Linked DNA regions of Mus musculus: region 2 is linked to region 1. A link is a loop called in an ENCODE intact Hi-C map of the cell type or tissue named here. Cell type or tissue: left cerebral cortex. All regions are shown on one strand. Links, peaks and the distances in the headings refer to the core of each region. The heading gives the core; the rest is flanking DNA.

The links. A loop is a pair of places that touch in the nucleus more often than their neighbours do. Peaks named below come from ENCODE experiments on the same cell type or tissue, not always from the same donor. Only the 100,000 strongest peaks of a DNase experiment are listed, where the experiment ranks them.
Region 2: a loop joins it to region 1, with 4 times the contacts of the local background. A loop is called at or near these places in 15 of 42 quality-filtered maps.

Annotation. Positions count from the first base shown.
Region 1 is chr16:21,483,905-21,494,628 of GRCm38, reverse strand. The region is part of intron 20 of Vps8 (VPS8 CORVET complex subunit); the gene reads right to left. Among named protein-coding and RNA genes, the nearest start is that of Vps8, 66 kb to the right of the region's middle. In left cerebral cortex, for the core only: a CTCF peak has its summit at 6,043 (motif pointing left); DNase peaks (open chromatin) are centred at 6,040 and 6,501.
Region 2 is chr16:21,810,280-21,821,003 of GRCm38, reverse strand. No RefSeq gene overlaps it. Among named protein-coding and RNA genes, the nearest start is that of 1300002E11Rik, 21 kb to the right of the region's middle. In left cerebral cortex, for the core only: CTCF peaks have their summits at 4,205 (motif pointing right), 5,623 and 5,824 (motif pointing right); a DNase peak (open chromatin) is centred at 5,838; H3K4me3 peaks cover 250 bases; H3K27ac peaks cover 237 bases.

The DNA.
Region 1 (10,724 bases), core at 1,610-9,609:
AATAAATAAATAAATCTTTAAAAAAAAAAAGATTAACTCCCAGGACATACATTAGGTGGCCTAAACCCTGTCTGTCACTCTAGTTCCTGGGGAGTCAACCCTTCTGCCTACACACACCTATACTCTCGAGTGCGAGCACACACACACATCCACACATACATATCATTAAAAATAAAAATAATATATCTTTTAAAAATTAGATAGGAAAAGCACACAGCTGGGCTCTCACAAAATAAAGGGCAGAGTGTAAAGAGAATGGAGGACTGAAACCAAAGCAAAGCAATAGAAGCCACCTGGGTGGTCCTGTATTGTATGTCTGTCCTTCTGTCACAGAAGAGCCTGAGTTTCCATGCCATGAGTTGTTGGGACCTTACACTAACAGCAACAGAGAGAAGCATAGCCGAGGAAAAGCCTAACCTGGGATCCTTAAAACCCTGCATCTTCCATAAAAGGACATTTGAAGAGGAGGAAACACCCGGCAGAGGAAGATGAGCAGAGGCCTGGCTTGGTGGGGTAAGTCTGTACTCTCTGAGACTGCCATTAAGACACTGATGTCAGAGGCCTGTCTCTATCTCCTTAGAATGTTAACTCACTCTCTTCCTGTGCTAACTCAGGCCAAGAAACGAAAGCAGTGATTCTAGGAAAAGGTACACATGGGCTGTGTGAAAGAAACACATTCCAAACCAATAAAGGCAGAATAAGTCCCACCAATAAAGGCCCTGCCCAAAGATGTGCTCAAAATAAAACATTTGAACACCTACCTCATGAGATAACAGACCATGAACGAGTGCCACTAGGGACTGCCAATACCAGTAGTTAAACCCTAAAACTTACCAGGCAGAATCTGTTTTAAAACTATTACATACAAAACAGAGAAGGAGAGCATCATCTAAAGAATCCTCAGAGCCGGGCGTGGTGGCCACACCTTTAATCCAGCACTCGGGAGGCAGAGGCAGGCGGATTTCTGAGTTCGAGGCCAGCCTGGTCTACAGAGTGAGTTCCAGGACAGCCAGGGCTATACAGAGAAACCCTGTCTCAAAAAACAAAAACAAACAAACAAAAGAGAATCCTCAGAAAGTAACACTGATACATTATCCATATCTCATCAGTTTCACTCAGCCAATAAAGTCTTTAAATTAGAAAAAGAAGAAGGAGGAGAAGGAGAAGAGGAAGAAGAAGAGGAAGAAGGAGAAGGAGGAGAGGGAGAAGAGGGAGAAGAGGGAGGAGAGGGAGGAGGAGAAGAAGAAGTAGTAGTAGTAGTAGTAGTAGTAGTAGTGCCCACTACTGTTGCTGTTTAAATATAGCATTGAGAATTACTGAGGTCCCCAAAGATGCTGCTGGATTCCAATGGCTGGAAAAACCACTGGTATGTCTACTTAGGAGTCTGTCTTCCAGTGACAGTGAGAGCCAGCTGCAGAGGCTGGAGTGGTGAGTAAAGAGTCTGGGACAGAGGACAGAAGAGGCAGGAAGAGCACACAGGGAAGCAGAAAGCTGAGAGAAGAAGGGAGAGTATCAATGCATGCATGACTGGAATCCCAAATAAGAAGGAAGGCGCTGGAGCATAGCAAGTAGCCCACCAGGGAATTCAATAATGTTTCCTGAAATAAAAACACCTGCATCTCTAGCCTGAAAGAGCACCAGGGGGAAATGGTCTGAACTGACACATGGAGATGCAGAGGATTCTAAAAATAAAGAAAAGGCCAGGGAAATAAACCCATCATTCGGGAAAGCAAAAGCCTCTAGGCTAGTCCCGGACTTAGCCACAGTGCCAGAGGTAACAACAATACTTCCTAGATCTTTAATTAAATGGCCTCCAATATAAAGACTGGAGACGAGCAATTTGAACGCGGCTCGAAGAACATTGTTCTCACAAACCTTGAAAATGCTTAAGTTGGTACAGAGTTCTGAAAGATGAGATGCCTGAAAAACAAATTTTAAAAACCCAGAAACACCAGGCACTAAGCAGACGAATAAGACAGATCAATTCAGACTAAGAGAGAAAGCTGTAAAATCAATTCAGCACCTAGGCAAGAAAGACGCCAAAGCAGATGAAAGAGGAAGTAACTAGACTGGGGAGGTGACTCAGGAGGTAAGACCACTGGCTGCCCTCACAGAGGACCTGGGTCCCAATCCTAACACCTATGCGGTGGCCCACGACTGTCTGTATCTCCAGCTCTAAGGGGTCTGACCCCTCCTCTGGCCTCTGCGGGCATTTCATGCATGTGGTGCACAGATATACATGCAGGCAAAAACAAATGCCTATGCACATAAAATAAATATGTAAAAAAGAGGACAACTCATTAGTTTGGAGATAAAAATTAAGACCATGAAGAAAAATTTATCATGGAAATTGAGATGCTAAAAAAGAACCAAACAGAAATTTGTGTAATCAAAGAATGAAATACACAGCAGAACCTGCACAAAACCTTTCAAAGATCCAACTGTGAACGTTTCAGCGTGGACTGGACAGGGGAGAATTATGAGGCCCCGCCCTTATCTTAGGCCCTATGGCAGTTAATGGCTGTAGGAGGGGACAGTCATAGGCATAACCACTACTAAATTCTCCACAATCCAGTAAACACTGCATCCAAGCATGTGCAACCAATCCTGACTAAGCTCTTGGATTATTTATAAACAAACAGGCAAACAAGAGGCATGTGAGAAAGAAAGGGGATTGTAGAAGGAGACAACAGAGGGGAAGGGGCAATGTATCATCAATATTAATTATATGTATTTATATGAAAGAGTAAAAAAATTAAAAGCTATTGTAAAAAAAAAAAAAAAACAACCAAACAAAAACAATATATCAAGTATATTAACCATGGCACCAAGGAGTAAGGGACGGAAGGGACTCTATGAATTCAAACCATCCTAGGTTATATAGCAAGTTCCAGGCCATCCAGAGCTAGTGAGATCATATCTCAACAACAACAAAACCAAACTATACTAAACGGCAGAAAACATCACCAGAGACGTGATCGGGCCCAAGAATGGATTCCAGGCACAGGGGACACCGTCAAGACAGCAGCACATAGAGATGTATAAAAGGAAAGGCAATTAATAACCACAACCCAAACAAGAGACACAACCTAAGAAGTCATGGGGTAGAAGGAGATGAGATAAAGTCTAAAGGCGTACACAATTTATTCAATCAAAGTATAGTGAAGATTTTCCAGAGCTAGAAAAAGACATCCAAACCCAAAGACCTGATCACCGAAGAACCTAGCCATGGCAAAATGTTACAAATACATTGCCTAGCATTGTAAGGAACAACTCCACATCACAGAGAAGACACCAGCATAACATCGGATCTGTCACCAGCACTGAGAGCCAGGAAAACAGGTCTACATATTTCAAGCTCTGAAAAGAAACTGCCAACCATGACTGCTACATGCAGCCAAGTTCTCTCTTAAAACTGACGGAGAAATGACTGCTTCCAGAACAAATTAAGGCAATTCATGACAACTGAGCCCGCACTGTCTTAAGGGACACTACACAGAAGGAGAAGAAAATTGTCTCACCCACAAGGACACAGGAGAGAATGCATTTCACAAGAGAAACAGCTAATGGAGCATAGTGAAGATGGCCCCAACCAGTAAACAAATGAGGAAAAAAAAAAACAAAAACCTACCAATAATTCACCCAGACACAACCTCCAACAAAACTATAGCAAATAGCAAAACCCACCAGAACAACCATCTTTTTTTGTTTGTTTATTTTGTTTTGTTTTGTTTTTTGAGACAGGGTTTTTCTGTATAGCCCTGGCTGTCCTGGAACTCACTCTGTAGACCAGGCTGGCCTCGAACTCAGAGATCCACCTGCCTCTGCCTCCCAAGTGCTGGGATTAAATGTGCCACCACCGCACGGCTCAGGACAACCATCTTATACACAAAATGCCTTAACTAACCAATCAAGACCCAGAGAAAGGCTGGATGTGGGGGTTGGGAGGACAGACAAGATCCAGAGCTGGGGAGATGGTGCTTAAAACACAGACTAAGTGTGAGGCCTGGAGTTCATATCCTTATATGTATATATATATATATAACCTATATGGCTATATGGCTGTCGTGGCCCAATTTTAATTTCAGTACATTAGACATTAGAAGTCAAGCTAGCCCTATCAGTGAACTTCAGGTTTAACTGAGAGATCCTGCTAAATGAGTAAGATAGGACAGTAGGAGGACTGCCCACATCAACCATGGGCCTTTACACAGACATGCACATGACCACACATGCACAAGACATATGTGCCACACATATATGCACAAGAAAGAAAACCAGTACATGCTGCCTCCAATAAACCAGTGTAACTAGCAAAAACAGCCAAAACCGGGGAGTCAACGGTCAGGAAGCAACATACCAAGTAAAAGTACGCTGGAAACAAGCTGGCTCAGGAATTTCTATATCTGATATGGTAGATAGCAAATCAAAACCAGTCAGAAGAGGTAAGAAGAGAAAAATGGCATGCATGAAACGAGTGTAAATACTTATGGAAACAATGTAAATAGATCACAGTCCTGGGGACCCACTATGTGGTCTTCTGACATTCACTGTGGCATACATATACATGCAGACCCCCTCTGACTCACTCCCCTACACATAAATAAATAAGAAAATGTTATTAAACATATATTTTTTAATTGAAATAATTCCTTGTTTCTTATCAGACCACAATGGAACCTAGAAATCAACAGCAAACCTCAAACACTACACAAACATGTAAAGACCAAACAAAACCCTGGTAAAAAAACAGTAGTCCACAGAACCCAAGAGGAAACTTAAAAATTACCAGAACCAGATGAAACTGGTGGCACGCCCTAGTGGCGCAAGAACCAAAGGGAAAGGCTTACCATTCTAATCACTCATATTAAAAAATCAGAGAGATTTCAAAATAGGTAACCAAATGATTTGCCTCAGGGTTCTCGAGAAATAAGAAGCCACTAAAACCAAATACACAGACAGCAAAAAATAATAAAGATGGGGACAGAAATGGATGAAACAGTAAAGAGTAATTATATAAAATCAACCAGTGCCTCTTTGAAAAACATTAACAAGATTCACAATTCCCAAGCCAAACCAAGCAAAAACAAGTCAAACAAGGCCAAACGTATAAAGTTACAGATGGAAGAGACCTATCACCAACGAAATACACAAGGTTACTAGGAAATGCTTTTAAAATGTATATTCTCAAATGTGGAAACACCTAGAAGAAGCATGTTAACTTCTGAATGTGTACAACCTGCCCAAACTAAAGCCAGATGAAACCAACAATGCGCACAGACCCAAGAAGCTGTGGGACAGAAGCAAAGTGAAAAGTTTCCCACAGGCTCCAGCCAGAGCCGGGTTCTGGCCCAGGACTGGGCGGCATCAGTCTGAACTGAGCAGGAAAAATCTACCAACGCCTCTGAAACTGTCCCACAAATGGGAAGGAAAGGAACACTACAAAAGCCATTCTAAGAAGCTGGTATTTCCAGCAGCAAAACAAGGACACACGTACAAATCACACACACAAGCAAAATACAAACCACAACACACAATTTCCCTGATGAACACGGGTGCAAAAGGGAAGATGCCAAGACTATCCCTACTTGGAAGATGATGTCCTTAAAGGACCCCGTGGACTCTAGCAGAGAACTGCTCCATCTGTCAACACGGTCAGTACAGTGGCAGGAGACAAGGTCAGCTTTCTTATGCAGTAATACTGAATCTGCTAAGAAAGAAATTAGGAAGATTACCCCGTCCACAATTGACGAAGAAAAGGGATAAAACCATAACCAAGGAGGTAAAGGCCTGCACAATGAGAATGTTCCGACTTGAGGAAGGAGATGAACAAAACACCAGGTAATGGGGACGTCCGCTATGTTCCTGAGTTGGCAGAATTCATTGTATGGAAATGACTACATTACCAGAAGTATTCCACAGATTCACTGTAATACCTTCAAAATTCCAATGGCTGCCCTGAGAGGACATCATAACTGTTAAATAGCATTACCTATTGACTCCACGAGGAAAGTGTGGCTGCTGGCAGTAGGTACGAGGTGCCACCTGCTGGCAGGACACAAATTAGCACTACTGACATTTTAACCAGTAAAGCTCATTCTTCTGCCTCCAATAATAGCTTCTTTAATTTGTTTTTATTTTTTACATTTGTTTGTCTTAAGGCAAGGTCTCAGAGATCCAAGCTAGCCTTGTACTTCTAACTTTTCTGTTTCAGATTCCTACGTAATAGTATTAAAGATTAAAGTACAACAAACCTCCCAGATACTACAAACCCAAACTATGCCACCCAGCAAAGGAAGTCTTTTTATACAGTTCTTAGCACTGTGTGTGGATGGAGAAAGCCACTCCCAGGACATAAAGATATCAGAGGGAAGTCTCACGGATTTGGGAGATGGCTAAACTGGTAAAGTGCTTGTATGTATGCAGCATGAGAACTGGGTACAGTGCCCAGCACCCATGTAAAAGCTGGGTGTGGCAGCACATATGCAACCCCAGCACTGGAGAGGCACAGGCAGGAGAAGCCCAAGGGATTGCTACCCAACTATTCTACTCAAATCAGTGAGCTCCAGACTGAGTGAGAGAACAAGGTGAAGAGCCATAGAGGAAGACCCAGTATCAATCGCCAGCTTCCACATACACACAGCCACACATGTGCACACACAGACAGAGACAAATACATAGACACTGACAGACACAGTCAGTCATAGACAGAGAGACACGGAGACAGAAACAGATAGACACAAACAGATAAATATAGACATTGACAGACATAAGCAGAGACAGAGTCACAGACAGTCGCAGATGAGAGACACAGACAGACACAGAGACACACACAGACAGATACAGATACAGATAGACACAGAGACATAGAAAAACAGACTAGATACAGTCACAGACAGACAGAGACACTGTCACAATCACAGACAGACACAGACAGGAAGAGACAGACACACAGAACTAAGACAAACACAGACACAGAAACAGTCACAGACAGAAACAGACTCAGTTACAGACACAGACACAGGCAGGAAGCAAGAAAGGAAGGGCAGAATCTCAATGCTAGGAGTGGACTACCTCCTTATGAGTTGTTGGTCAGAAAGGCTCCACTGGTTCCCAAAACAATAAATACTATGACCATTGCTGTTGACTGCCCATGGCAACTCAATGGTAAGACCCAACTGTGCAAGGCACCAGGTGCTTTGGCTTCAGGCCATAAAGAAACAAAGCTGAACTTATTGACATTTCACAGTGCTAGAAGGTGCTATGTAGGCTGCTGGGGGAGAACTATCACTAATGTGAGGCTTTCAAGTTACAGCAGGTGCAAGCCAGTCAAGGTGTGCCCACTTAAGGGGATAGCCAGCGTTTTTCTGATTGGAGTTGAAGCCTGCTCTACAGGAGGGAACTCACTCTGGTAGCCTGATCAAAAGTCCAGTCCTAGTGAGGAAGCTACAACTGTTTTGCCAACTGGGCATGATGTGCCTCTCAACTTGCCTTCTACATATCCATGCTGATGCCAAAGCACTGCTGCTCTTAGGCCTGGTGAGAGAAGCTTTGACACTAGGCGGTGGTTAACGAGACAGGTGACCCTTAGTACTCAGATACCAGCTAAGAGGGTATCTACACCACCTGCCCCAAGGTACATCGCAAAAAAGAAACATACGAATGTGAGGGCCAGAGGAAGAGTCAGAGTGTCATGGAGCCTTCATAGGACCTACGCTGGATTTGGTCCATCGAGAGGCATAGAGAGGGTCCCACCACTTCTTGCAGGTGCACAGGCAGTTTACTCACTGCTGAGGGAAAGGATTTGCAAGAAAGAAAAGACAGGAGACTAGACACACACGTAGAAGTGGATGGGGTGGGAAGAAGAAAGGAAAGGGAGAGAAGAGAGGGCAACAGGGGTATAATCAAAACATTACATACACATGCATGTATGGAAATAGCAGAATAAAATTAACATATAATAATAAAAACTTACGAAATGCCCCTCCTGTTCAGAAGCCATCCTCCCTTCATTTGAGTAGGACAAACAAAAGAAAGGCATAAATCCAAGAGCTATCTCCTCAACAGCACTTCACTTCAAACTGAAATGCACCATCTTGCTCCCTCTTCTCCTTCCCTCTCTTCCCTTTCTCCCTGCTAGGAAGCCAGACTGGACTCAAAATCACTGTGCAGCAAGAGATAGTCTTGAACTGAATATCCTTGGGTCTCAGTCACCTGCAAGTTGGAGTTATATAAAGTGTCTCATCACAATCCAACATCTTCTCCTGCCGGTCCACCTCACGTGCCGCTTGCATCTCAGCCTTGGTCAGACAGGCTTCTCTTTGCAGTGGGTGGGAGTTAATGCAGACTCACAGCTGGTCCAAGTGCTGAGAGCGAGTGATGCTGAGTGCCCAGCTCTAAATGGACCTGCCATCAGCTCCAAGGAGAGCCAGCGGGGACTTTAGCCTTATTCAGGATGTGCCCTTGGTACAACAGTGTGGGACTGGTAAGGGGTTAACCAATCACTTCCTGGTCGTATTTCAGGCCTGCTCCAGAGGAGGAAATTCATTTCTCGTACTGTGATCCTGGTCAAGAGCCCATGCCTCAAGAGGTCATGGGCCCTACCAGGGCCTCTGCTCGTGGGCCTGAACAGACTGAGCCCTTGGGGATGAGGGCTGACACCCTGCTGTTACTGTTGCAGGGGAGGGGCATTCCTTCCAGTAAACAGCCCCAACCTATGCACACAGGCGCAGCCCCACTTAAAGCTGGCAAGTCACATGACAGTGGGAGGAGAGCTGCTCACAAGACAGGCGCAGGAGGGTGTTAGGAGAGTACTGGGGGTCAGTACACTAGGACTAAAGATATTTCTAACTCCTACCTAGCTACACCTTTCAAATCTAGTAAACAAATTTGAATCTAATGTTTAATCTTGTCAGGTTTATACACAATTAAATGGGATTTTCTTATCAAGATCATTTTCAATTTTGACTCTTGCTGCTACCTAGCCCTGACAGGCTTGTCAATAAACTAACTTTACTTATGTCACTGATAAAAACTTGGGTATGAGCCGGCGGTGGTGGCACATGCCTTTAAACGCAGCAGAGGCAGAGGCAGGCAGATTTCTGAGTTCGAGGCCAGCCTGGTCTACAAAGTGAGTTCCAGGACAGCCAGAACTACACAGAGAAACCCTGTTTTGAAAAAAAAAAAAAAAAAAAAAAAAAAAAGACAAAAAACAAAACTTGGGTATGAAGGTATGCATGCGCGCACACACACACACACACACACACACACACACACACACAGACACACACATACACACACACTATATGCACATATACATATATGCAAAGATTAATCACAGGAGCCTGACATTACAGACTGGTAGAAAAGGAGGATATAACCTATACAAAACTGGCTTTCTGTGTCTGGTTTTAGAGTGCTCTTTCAGTGGATAGAAGAGTATCAGTGCCGCTTCTATATATAAATAGTACTACGGCAAAACATTTACTGAAAAGTGCCTACTCCGCCCTGGTAATAAACTGATCATACAGAAAAAACTTAAAAATATGAAAGTACATTAAGAGAGAATGAATAACAAGCCACCAAAAATATGTTTGTGTGCAAATGCTGTGACTGGGGATGTTCCACAACACCTGGGGTCTTCAAGATGTGAACAATTATATTGTAGCTACACACGTCACACACACTGGGCTCTGGCGTTAATTTCTCTAACACGTAACGTTTATCTGGACTTTTTGAACTATGTTCACACGAAAAGAAGTCTTGTTCAACTACACAGTGAAGAACTGCAGATGGAAACCCTGAAGTCCAAATGTTTACATTCAGTCACTAACTTCCTTGTTATGTGCCCTAAGCGACTTACCTCGTCTCTCTGTGCCTGCATGCCATGTATAACGGGGAGCAGTAACAGCGCCTGCCTTAGAGAGTTCTGCTAAGAATTACATGGGTGATATGCAGCAACCATGCACTGCCTAAACACGACTCTGCCCGCTCAAAGCCTGGTCCCTGGGGTGGGGATGCTTAATGATGGTTGAACTTTCAGGAGCTGTAGTCTGGTGGAAAGTTAATTATGTCTCTAAGAAAAGAAAATGTTTTCCTCATAGGAGTCCATGAGAGCAAACTGCTAAAATGAGCCCAGAACCTTTGGAGTACTGTTGGGTATGCACTACCCAACACTCACACATACCCTTCTGACATGACAGTGCCGTTTTCCTCAAAGCCCCCACCTAAGGTGACTGACCAGATACCAGTGCTACACTCTCAAATTGCAAAAAAGGTGAGCTGAATGGATCTATTTTTGCCTATAAAGTAACTAGCTTTAGATTTTTTTCATAACACTAAATAGATTAAGGCAAAAGGTTTGTAATAGAGTCTGTCATTAGATGTTTAGAAACCAAAAGATTAGGTGTTTACTAGAATTATTTATTTTAAATTTTGAGCACAGGCAAAGATGACTTGAATTTCTGATCCATCCTCCTGCCTCCGCCTCCTATGTGCTTTTTAAGTGTGTGCTGTCTCCTACATAATACTGCAGCTCAGACCCAAGTCTTGGTGCCTACCAGGCCAGGACACTGCTGGGTACCTAGCCAGCCATGTGGTTATCACCATGATTAGCCACTTAACTCAGTCCCACTCAGTGGCGCACTGTCATCTGTCTGCTCTGGACACAGCACTACATGGCTGTTAAGAGCTGGGCTCTGAAGTCCGGAACACTCAGATCTGAG
Region 2 (10,724 bases), core at 1,219-9,218, 330 kb before region 1:
CCACTGCTGCCTACTCATCAGAAGGACAGTGTTGAGGATAGTCCAACCACAGCTTCCTAAGTATCTGTGCTTATAGACGAAAAATCAATCAGGCAAGTTATTTCCTTTTTGGTTGTTGTGGTTTTTGTTTTAAAACGAGTTCTCACCATGTAGCTCCGGCGGGCCTGAAACTCTTCAGGCAGACCAGGCTGGCCTTGAACTCAACAAAAATCCACCTGCCTTTGCCTGTAAGTACTGGATTAAGTTTATATGCACCATGCCAGCAGCTCTTGTTCGTTTTGTACACCATCTGGGACTACCTTTTGAGGCTAAGAAACAACAGGTGAAAATAACACCAAGCTTGAGGGACAGCGTGGGGCTTCCATAAGTCACTTGGCCCAGGGTGTGGCTCACAGTGAACAGCAACTCTGCTCAGACTCCTTGACAGTGCCTCCTGCCTACAGCTCTCTGATGTAATGGGTTGTTTTGTTTTAATGACATTATCATGCTTTTTGAGAGCAATCTGAATTGGTATGGCAGATTAATAAATTATTTTCATTTTTCAACTTTGATCTCCATAATCGTGAGAATGATAGAATTCTTAGTCATTCCTTTCTTATTTTAAATATATATTCAGAGAAAATACAAGGTTACAGCAACTAATAACTAATCCCACTAAGGAGTTTGGTGGCAGGATAGAAGCGTGAACCTCTATCTAAAGTTGAACTCACACACACAAGTCCCAGCAGTTGACCAACCAGTGTGATAAGATGCAGTATGCAATAATGTGCCCAGATGTGAAGCTCAGCTCTTCGTCGTGAAAGCTCCAAAGCAGGAACTCAGATTCCCTCGTTTAGCCTACTGCACTGCACAAACATTATCTATTACTCTGTGTGTGTGGTGACATGAAAAACAGTATCAGACATAGACAGACGAGGCAATGTTCTCACCTAGTAAAGACTCAGTTTAATCTTTGTTTATGTATGGTTGGAAATAGCTATGTATGTATATATCTACCTGCATATACCAGTAGACTCTGCTACTAAATTCTAGGTCACTTAATGCAACATCCAGCAATGGGAACTAATGAGCAAGCGGCAGTAACTGTAATATTGACTCGGCGATCCCAACTTACCATTTCTTAAAGTATGTTCTAGGAAAAAGTGCAGACAATTTGATTTCATTTTCATGAGGTTTAAAGGAAGCACTTGAAAGCTAGGCAGCATTTGGATTAGGATATACAGGCATGTGCAGATCCCCTGGAGAAGTGACAACAGTTATCACAGACCCCAGCTCTTGGCTTTCCTCTGTGGATCAGGGATGAGCGAGCGCACAGGAGGATTTAGTGGGAACGGGGCTCATCAAGACCCGTTGCAGGGATGCACATACTCATGCTGGAGCTATTTCATAAATATAAATATTTACTACTTTTTAAAAGCTTGTCTTTCGACAGCAAATGAACCCCCCCCCCCCCCACTGAAGCAGCAAGAGTCTGTAGAATGTCTGATCTGAGACCCTGTGCAGTCGAGACCCAGAGGTTGAGAAATGCTGCAAGCCATGATTTGCACCCAGCACCGTTTGTTTCCTAATGTCAGTTAAGGGCAGCTTTATAATGTTTCAAGAAGAATTGGTTCATTTAGACTGATAGATGTACTGAGAAAAACATACTGAAAATATTTTAAGAACTTCTGCTCAGTAGAGCTAGGAAGGATGAAGGTGCTGGCCACAAGCCTGCAGCCAGAGATCCAAGCTTCGGAACCCGTGAGCTGGATGAGGATCGACATGCATGCTAAGGATCTTTCCGCCGCATGCAAGCTAAGCCCCAAGCCCACCCCACCCCCCAACACACACACATGTGCACACACAGTGGTTAAAAACAACAACAACAACAACAACCCTCCCATAGCTAGCTGGGGAGAGCAGCTTTTTTTTTCTTCTAAGTTTAAAAGAAATAATAAATCATGGAAGAATATGCTTCCAAGTTCCTTAAACTTATTTTTAATCTAAGTATAAAGATATCGAGTTCCAGGTCTCCCTTTTATATTAAACCAAACAGGATAAAAGGAGCCACTTGAAACCAGAGGGGTTAATGTTTACACAGAGGCAGCTTTTCCCAATTGTGTTCGCCTTTAAGGTTTGAACGGTTGAATGACCTTGCTGGAATTCCCCTGTCAGCTGGGAGTACCTACTGAACTTCCAAATCGAAACTACGCTCACATGACACACTAGAACGGTATGCCAAGTGGTATCTGTCCCTGCACCTTGAACCTGGTAGTTACGACTACAGATGAATCAATATGTTTTATACAAAACGAAAAGCTCTTTCTCTCTTAGGTCACTAAACAAAGTATTAAAACAAAGTATTAAATTTCATTATATTTCACATTATGTACTTATAGTACATTCAAATGCACGGCTTCAACCTATCACTAACAGGCCTGTTTTCAAATACAGAATACACCATTCTGAAGTGAGAATTTGAATCCATATCTGAATTCTGTTACTTCAGTGTAATCACCTAAAAACCTAGATAATATGAAGCCTTCATTGTTTTTATTTGAGAACTCCTAAAACATCTATCTTTGTAGAAAAGGCACCGTGAGGTGAGGTGGTCCTGTTCTTTGCACTGTGAGCCAATCATGAGATGAAACTCAACACAAAAGGTGCAGACGACAACCCCCTCGCCACACCCACCGGCTAGCCACACCCACCGGCTAGCCACACCACCGGCTAGCCACACCCACCGGCTAGCCACACCCCCTCTCATTTTCAGAAGTTGAAAACACAGTAAACATTACACGGAACTGTAGCCCAGAAACTTTTCTTTCAAACACTGTTTTGGGGTGGGGGTGGGGGTGGGGGAGTAACATTTCACAGTCCGAGTTTCTACAGAACTTTTTATTAATGTTAGAAACTGAGATGAAAGCACACTCAGCAGACAGCGATACTGAGCTTAAGGATAACTTGTTCTAGAATATCTCAATAGTGGCTGACATCTTCTATTGCAGGGGACATAAGTTTTATAATAGTTTTTAAATTTTGTACATTTTAAAGGGAGGTAGAGAGATAGTTTAACTGCTAAAGAATATTTTTATTTAAATATAGTTATTTTTCAGATTTTACGAGTATTTTGCTTGCATGTATTATGATGGTCTGAATGAAATGGACCCCCACAGACTCATAGGGAGTGGCACCATTAGGTGTTGTGGCTTTGTTTAAGGAAGTGTGTCAGTGCAGTGGGCTTTGATATTTCAAATGCTCAAGCCAGGCCCAGTGTCAGTCTCTTCCTGCTTCCTTAGAATCCAGATGTAGAAATCTCAGCTACTGTCTCAGCGCCATGTCTATCTGCATACCATGGTGACATAGACTAAACCTCTGGACTATATAAGCCAGCCCCCCAATTAAATGCTTTCCTTTGTAAGAGTTGCTGTGTCAAGGTGTCCCCTCACAGCAACAGAAACCCTAAGATATGTATATATGTGCAAACCTGGTGCCTATGCAGCCAAAAACCAGGCATCAGATCCCCAGGAACTAGAGTTGCGAATGATTGTGAGTTCCATGTGGGTCCCGGGAACCAAACCTAGACCGTATGCAAGAGCAGCAAGTACTCTTAAACTATTCCACACCTCTCCAACCCTTTGTTTTGAGGCAGGGTCTCACATGGTCTAGCCTGGGCTTGAACTCCCTCTGTAGGTGGTAATGCCCTTCAGCTCCTAATCCTCTTGCCTCTGCCTCCTGAGAGCCAGGATGAATGACAGCTGTACTTCAGCCCCGAGTGCAGGAGGAGCCAGGAATATGGGTTCCAGGGTCTTATGCTTAGGCAGGTACTCTACCAGCTGAGTCATACCTCCTGTCTTACCATGCGTTTTTTGAAGTACTGGCATATTAAACAGAAATTACTGAATGCTGTTGTTTAGGGGCTAAGCTCCGCTATTGGGATCCAACATGCAAGGCTAAAAATTGAAATGGTGTCATCCATTTCAACCCAGCAAAGTTTGAAACGGAGCCATTTCTCTGACCTGAAGAATCAGGATTTGTGAGCCAAACTTCCCCAAGTAGGTCAGCTATAACCGTAGGATTACAGCTTCCTCTATCGGTCCCTGCGGCTCCCGGGAAGAGGGATCCTGATATAAACAGGAATGTTTCTGATCTTCCATCTCCTGTCCCTTCTTTCAAGGAAATGACCCACCTTCTTCCTTCAAGATTTATTTTATGAATGAGTATTCTATCTGCATGTACCCCTGCATGCCAGAAGAGGGCATCCGATCACGTTATAGATGGTTGTGAGCCACCATGTGAGTACTGGGAATTGAACTCTGGACCTCGGGAAAAGCAGATAATCCCCTTAACTGCTGAGCTATTTCTCTATCCCCTGCTACTTTCTTTTCTTTCCCTTGAGACAGGGTTTCTCTGTGCAGCCCTGGCTGTCTTGGAACTCTGCAGGCCAGGCTGGCCTTGAACTCAGAAATTTGCCTGCCTCTGCCTCCTAAGTGCTGGGATTAAATGTGTGCTCCACCACTGCCCGGCTAACTTGTCAATTCTTTCTTCCAGTCCTTTTCTGTCTCTAAAACTTGTGCTCAGATCCTCAGAATATGTGTTCTATGTCATGGAATGAAGTGTCCAGACTCTTAACTGTGACTGTGCTTTGTCAGGCATGACATCGCACTAACTGCTGGCTGTCTTGACGACCAGCTGTCTTTCTTGCTCAGGTTCTCAGTGGTCCTACTGCCTCCAGTTTACTGACGAACAATGGATGGGGTACTAACTCCACAAGCACAGGCAACTCTGATCTTTCAAATAAAGGTAAGATTAACAAAGGAATAATTGGGACAGAGAAGAAAAAAAATAGGTAATCAAATCATCTTCTCTCCAAGGTTTTTTATCTCTATGTCTACTCACCTATTCTCAGCTTCTTGGTTAAAAATAAAATAAAATTTGAAATTCAAAATGTGTAATTGTTTCCTAAAATCCTTGCAGTCTTCAGCGGTAGACATATTTTATGTCAGTGAGCTGGCCAATGGCTGGTAACCTTAGGAAACCCAATGGGAGCCCAGCACCACCAAGACTGAGGGGCAGCATCAGATGCTGGGTGGACACGGGGACCTAAGAGTTAAATAAAGCAACATGGCAGTTAATCAGCTGGGTAATGAAGCGCTCACAAAAGCCCAAAGGAGCATCTGGCAGCTCAGCCACGGCCATTCCTGGAGAGCAGAGCCCTCACCCATCTCACGTGCCCTGCTCTGTCCCTCTCCATCGTTTCCTGCTAATTCCCTTTACGGTCAGCCATCCATAGGTAAGTTCCTGGTTCTGTGTGAACCCTAGCAAACCTAATGGATCCGAGGAGGGATCTGTGGCAATGACAAGCTGCAGCTGCTCGGCTGAGCAATCTGGAGCTGGCAGCTGTATCTGAAATATATGATGCTGGTCTCTATGAGCTGAGACCGCAGACACTTTCACACGGATGTAAAAAGCATTTTATTTCCCCTGATACGTGTCCTTTTCCAGGGCCAGCCCAGCTATGCTCACCTGAGTCATACCCAATTTATAGTGTAACACACATCTGAAGGGCTCACTTTCTTGTAGGACTGCATATTTGGATGCCATAGAGCTCCACAGGCAGCCAGGCACCTGACATGTAGCTGAGTGTACACTTCCCAGCACGGCTGGAAATGTAAAATACATAGTTTCTTCCTTGTGGGGAGAAGGGAAAAGAAGAAAGTATGTCTAACTTCCCGTCTTTTCAGAAGCTTTAAGTGACTGTTTCTATCAAGCCTGACTTGGAAGTGCTGAGATAATGTGGGATTTTTGGATGCCTGGATAGTGCTGAGTATGCAGTACCAAGAATAGACACCAGAGGGAGGAAGAAGCCCTTACAAGTTCCTGGAAAAGTGTTCCAATTATGGAATTACATAAACCCACAGTCCAGAGACCACGCACCCATAAAAGACTTGAGAGGTTCAACTATCTCGGCTGATGGGTGAATATCCACTCTGTATGAATCTAGTCCGTAAATGACTGGGAGAAGAGGCTGCAGGTCTATTCTCTTGGTACGTCTAACAGGAAACAAATACGAGGAACTGTCACAGGAAGCACAGAAATGAAACCTACCCAGACATGGCAGCTCCCTTGTGTAAACTCAACAAGTGGGCAAGCTCAGGCAGGACTGCCATAAGCACGAAGCCAGCCTGGTCTACAGAGTAAGACTTTGTGCAAACCAAAACTAACAACGAAACAAACAATCCGGGTATACACCAAAGCTGAAGAATTCAGAGAAAGAACAGAAAGAAATTGTATTAAAGAAACTGAAGGCACTGTAAGACACAACACAAATAGCCAGTGAAATCACAGAAGTAATACAGGAACAAGAGAATACCAACAGGGTGTCAGAAATCACATAAAAGAACCAAAGGAAAAAAATACACAACTGGAGAACTCAGTAACTGAGCTGAAAAACTCAATGGGTTTTCAACATTACATTTGATCAAATAACTCAGTAAACTCGAAGACAGACGATTTAAGATCATGAAGTAGAAGGGACAGAAGGAAACGTGACAGTCGAGGGCCTGAGACACTGTTAAGATGGCCAACACACACAGAGTTACAGTGTAAGAGAGGGACAGTGTAAGGTGGCAGACATCGCTCACGTCCCCAGTCCTGCTGACTGAGTGAAGGGAAGCAGGCCTCTACATCCTCATTACCTCTCTATTTACCGCGTATGAAGAGGTATGTATGTGCTATGATACACATGTGACAATATTACAGAACAACTCTCCTCCACCTAGGTTCTGGGGACTGATTGCGTTATAAGGCTTTGCAGCCAGAACCTTTACCCACTGAGCTATCTCGCCGCCCCTGCATATCTAAATTTAATGAGGTCAAAGTGTTCTGACTAATGAGCCCAAAGAAGTCCACAGAAAGAAATATAACTGAACTGTCAAAAGTCAAAGAAAAACTTGTGTCAAGAGAAAATCAATCTGTCACATACACAAGAGCTCCTAAACATGGTCAGTGGATTTCCCTGCAGAAGCTTTATAGACCAGAGGCACCGGAAAGATGAACCCAAAAGCGCTATAGCAAGCAGAACCTTCCTAGATAAAGCCTACACACGGTGGGGGAAGGGAGGCTAAGGGGTTATACAGTAGGCTAACCTAGACTTCACTAAGAAAGTGACTTGAGTCAAGGCCTGAAAGAGTAAAGGAAGTGGCATGTGGAATGAGGGAGGGACATCCCAAGAACAGGAAACAACACCAAAGGGGTCTCTCCAAACACAAAGCAGGGACAGCAGCAGAAGCAAGTGAATCAGGACAGAGAAGAAGTCGCATTGAAGAGGTAAAGGGGACACCCCACCCCCATTCCAGGGAGTGACATCATGGCTTTCGTTCAGCAGGACATGCAGTTGCCTAGGGAGATGCGTGGAGGCTGATGCACTCAGAGTTGACTCCATGGGACAATCTAAGGCATTAGGTTGCAAGGGTAACTCCAGGCTGGAGAACTGGAAAGCCCGGAATTGTATGCTAGTGAGCTGGGGAAACAAGAGAATTTTGACAGGAGCAAAGATCAGGAGTTTGAGTGGGTTAAAAGTTTGAGATGCACGTTAGACAGAGAGTGTGCAGAATTGATCTCATCACTGACCTTCCTAGATATGTCCTTCAGCTGGTGTTGTTTGTCTGACCTTTCTCCTCTGACTGTTCACACTAGTGTCTGCTGTGCAGTCGCACACACAAGCCTAGGGAGAGGTGCAGGCTGAAGACAAGTCAGAATTATAGAGCCATCAAATTGAAGAGAAAGGATTATAAATTTTTGAGAGATGGAGACAGAAGACAAAGAGAGAAGAACACACAAGGATTGAGTTCTAGGGTACCCCAACATACTGAGGTCAAGGAGTTAAGAAGGGGGCAACAGACACTAGAATGGATAAGTGGAGGAGAACCAAAGCTAAGAGATCCTGAAGGCCACGAAGGAGGGGCAATGGCTGACAGGTCAGGTCTGTACACATTACTTAGTGGCCACACACCCAATTCAGTACATTCTCAGCAAACCTGAAATAGTTCTTAATGTTTTAGGATCTATGTTCATTAAGAATAGATATTGAGCAAAAACATATTATTTGGTTTTAAAGTATATCAAATACACCTGTCAGCTGTCATATATAGACACACGTATCTTTTATCTAGAACATTTTTTTTTTCAGTTTTTTGAGACAGGGTTTCTCTGTGTAGCCCTGGCTGTCCTGGAACTCATGCTGTAGACCAGGCTCTGCCTCTGCCTCCCAAGTGCTGGGATTAAAGGCGTGCGCCACCACTGCCTGTTATCTAGGACATTTTAACATGTATTTACTTTGTATGTGTGAACACGCCACAGAACGCACGTGGAGGTCACAGGACAATGTGCAGAAGTTGATGCACTCGCTGTGTGGGTCCCAGGTATCAGACTCCGGATAAATTTGGCAGCAGGGACCTTTACCTGTTCACCCATTTCAAAGGCTCTTAATCTAGAACATTTCTTAAAATAGTAGTCTAAAGATTATTAATAGATTGTATGAGCAAAAAGAAAGTTTTAGCTACACTTGTTTGGGGAAACGATATAATTTTCACAAAAGAGAGAGAGAGAGAGAGAGAGAGAGAGAGAGAGAAGCATTTTGCAAAGTTCCTATCAATACAGAGCTGTTGTTCTAGGCTAGCATCCTATCACTACAGAGCCATTCTAGGCTAGCATCCTATCACTACAGAGCTGTTCTAGGCTAGTGACCTATCACTACAGAGCCATTCTAGGCTAGTATCCTAGCACTACAGAGCCATTCTAGGCTAGTATCCTAGCACTACAGAGCCATTCTAGGCTAGCATCCTATCACTATAGAGCCATTCTAGGCTAGTGACCTATCACTAAGATCCATTTATTCTGCCGGCTGTTCTGAGTTAACATCATTGGGAAGACACTGAGTTAAAAGTTTTGGCATATTCTTGTCCTTACCATATGTCAAAACTTATGTCAGCAAATCCACTGCAAGGTATTCTCGTTCTGCTAGCTCAAAACTTTTCCTGGAAATAAGATCTGCTTCTGCAGTATTGATGCTAGAAGATATGATATTCTTTGTGTCATTCTTATACGGGTACATCTTCCCAGCCTCAGGCTCTCTTATTAGTCATCAAATATCAAAATCAAATGATTTCATCTCTTGAAACACTGAATAGAAAGTTGTCAAATAGTTGGATAATCTCAACTAACACCTTTTAAAACTGTTTCCTACAGACTATTGGCAACATACCGTATTGATTTTGCTTTTGGCCAAGTTTCCTTATGTGTGATAATCATTTCAATGATTTAATAATTTTATGATGTTCACATCTTACCAACTTATGTCTGTTCCCTGAGACGGGTTATAACCTTGGACTATGGACATTTCCCTATTTCTTCTCTCATTACTCTAAAAACCCTGTTCTCAGTTCTCTTTCAAGTCTGAAAAATGACGCAGTACAGAAAACCTGATGTCAAAAGGTTCAATTATCTCCATGTCAAAGACAGGAAAGTGCAAGGTAAAAAAGAAAACATCACAACACATTGCACATCAATACCACTCAGCTAAACAGTACCGTCTTTTCCTAGAAACACCAGCATTGTCTAGGAAATATAGTCTGCAATTCTCTTTGTCCCTCACTATCTCTGGCTCCCACCCTTATCACACTCAGCTGAAAATGGCAAAAAGGACAAAGGAGTATTGGGAAAGTGCACTTACGGTGGACAGACAGACATGTGCTGCACAAGTGATGGCCTGTGGAGCTCTACACTCACAAGATCGTTCTGAATCTGAATTAGTGAAAGAGTTCTGGAGACCCAATTTACTTCTTTCTCTCATCCTCCTTCCCAGTTTGCTTTCTAACATGTATGAACCTACACATAAGTTGCCAAGGACCCTCCTCGAAAGGCAGGCAAGCAGCAGGCAGGCAGGCAGGCAGGCAAGCAGGCAGGCAAGCAGGCAGGCAGGCAGGCGGCAGGCAGGCAGGCAGGCAGGCAGGCAGGCAGGCAGGCAGGCAGGCAGGCAAGCAGGCAAGCAGGCAAGCAGGCAAGCAGGCAAGCAGCAGGCAGGCAGGCAGGCAGGCAGGCAAGCAGGCAGGCAGGCAAGCAGGCAAGCAGGCAAGCAGGCAAGCAGGCAAGCAGCAGGCAGGCAGGCAGGCAGGCAGGCAGCAGGCAGGCAGCAGGCAGGCAGGCAGGCAGGCAGGCAGGCAGGCAGGCAGGCAGGCAGGCAGGCAGGCAAGCAGGCAAGCAGGCAGGCAGGCAGGCAGGCAAGCAGGCAAGCAGGCAGGCAGGCAGGCAGCAGGCAGGCACAACTCCTGTACTCTTGCTTTCCTCGTGGCTGGAACAGGAGGACCTGGAGTGATCCACATGCTGGCTAATATCTTTGACAAATGACTTTCAAAACTATCCAGTCACCAAGTTTGCATCAACTCTGGGAATGTTTAGACATTAACATCAGCAGTGGCTGGTTCTGGTGACTGCCACCTCTGAGTGAGCAAGCTGTTGACAATGAGCAGGCCCATTGTCAGGTTTTTTTCTAGAATAGCAATGTCAAGCTTCCTTCTAGGCAAACAGGCTTTTAGGGTTCCACAGAACAAGATTCGTGACTCCAGTGCAGTCGTATCTGAGCAAGATAACTTTCAAAGACTCCAATGTACAACCTGCCCATTGTCAGTGTGTAGGACCTCCTGCCTATAAACATTACCCAGTTTAAAATGACTACTACACTCTTT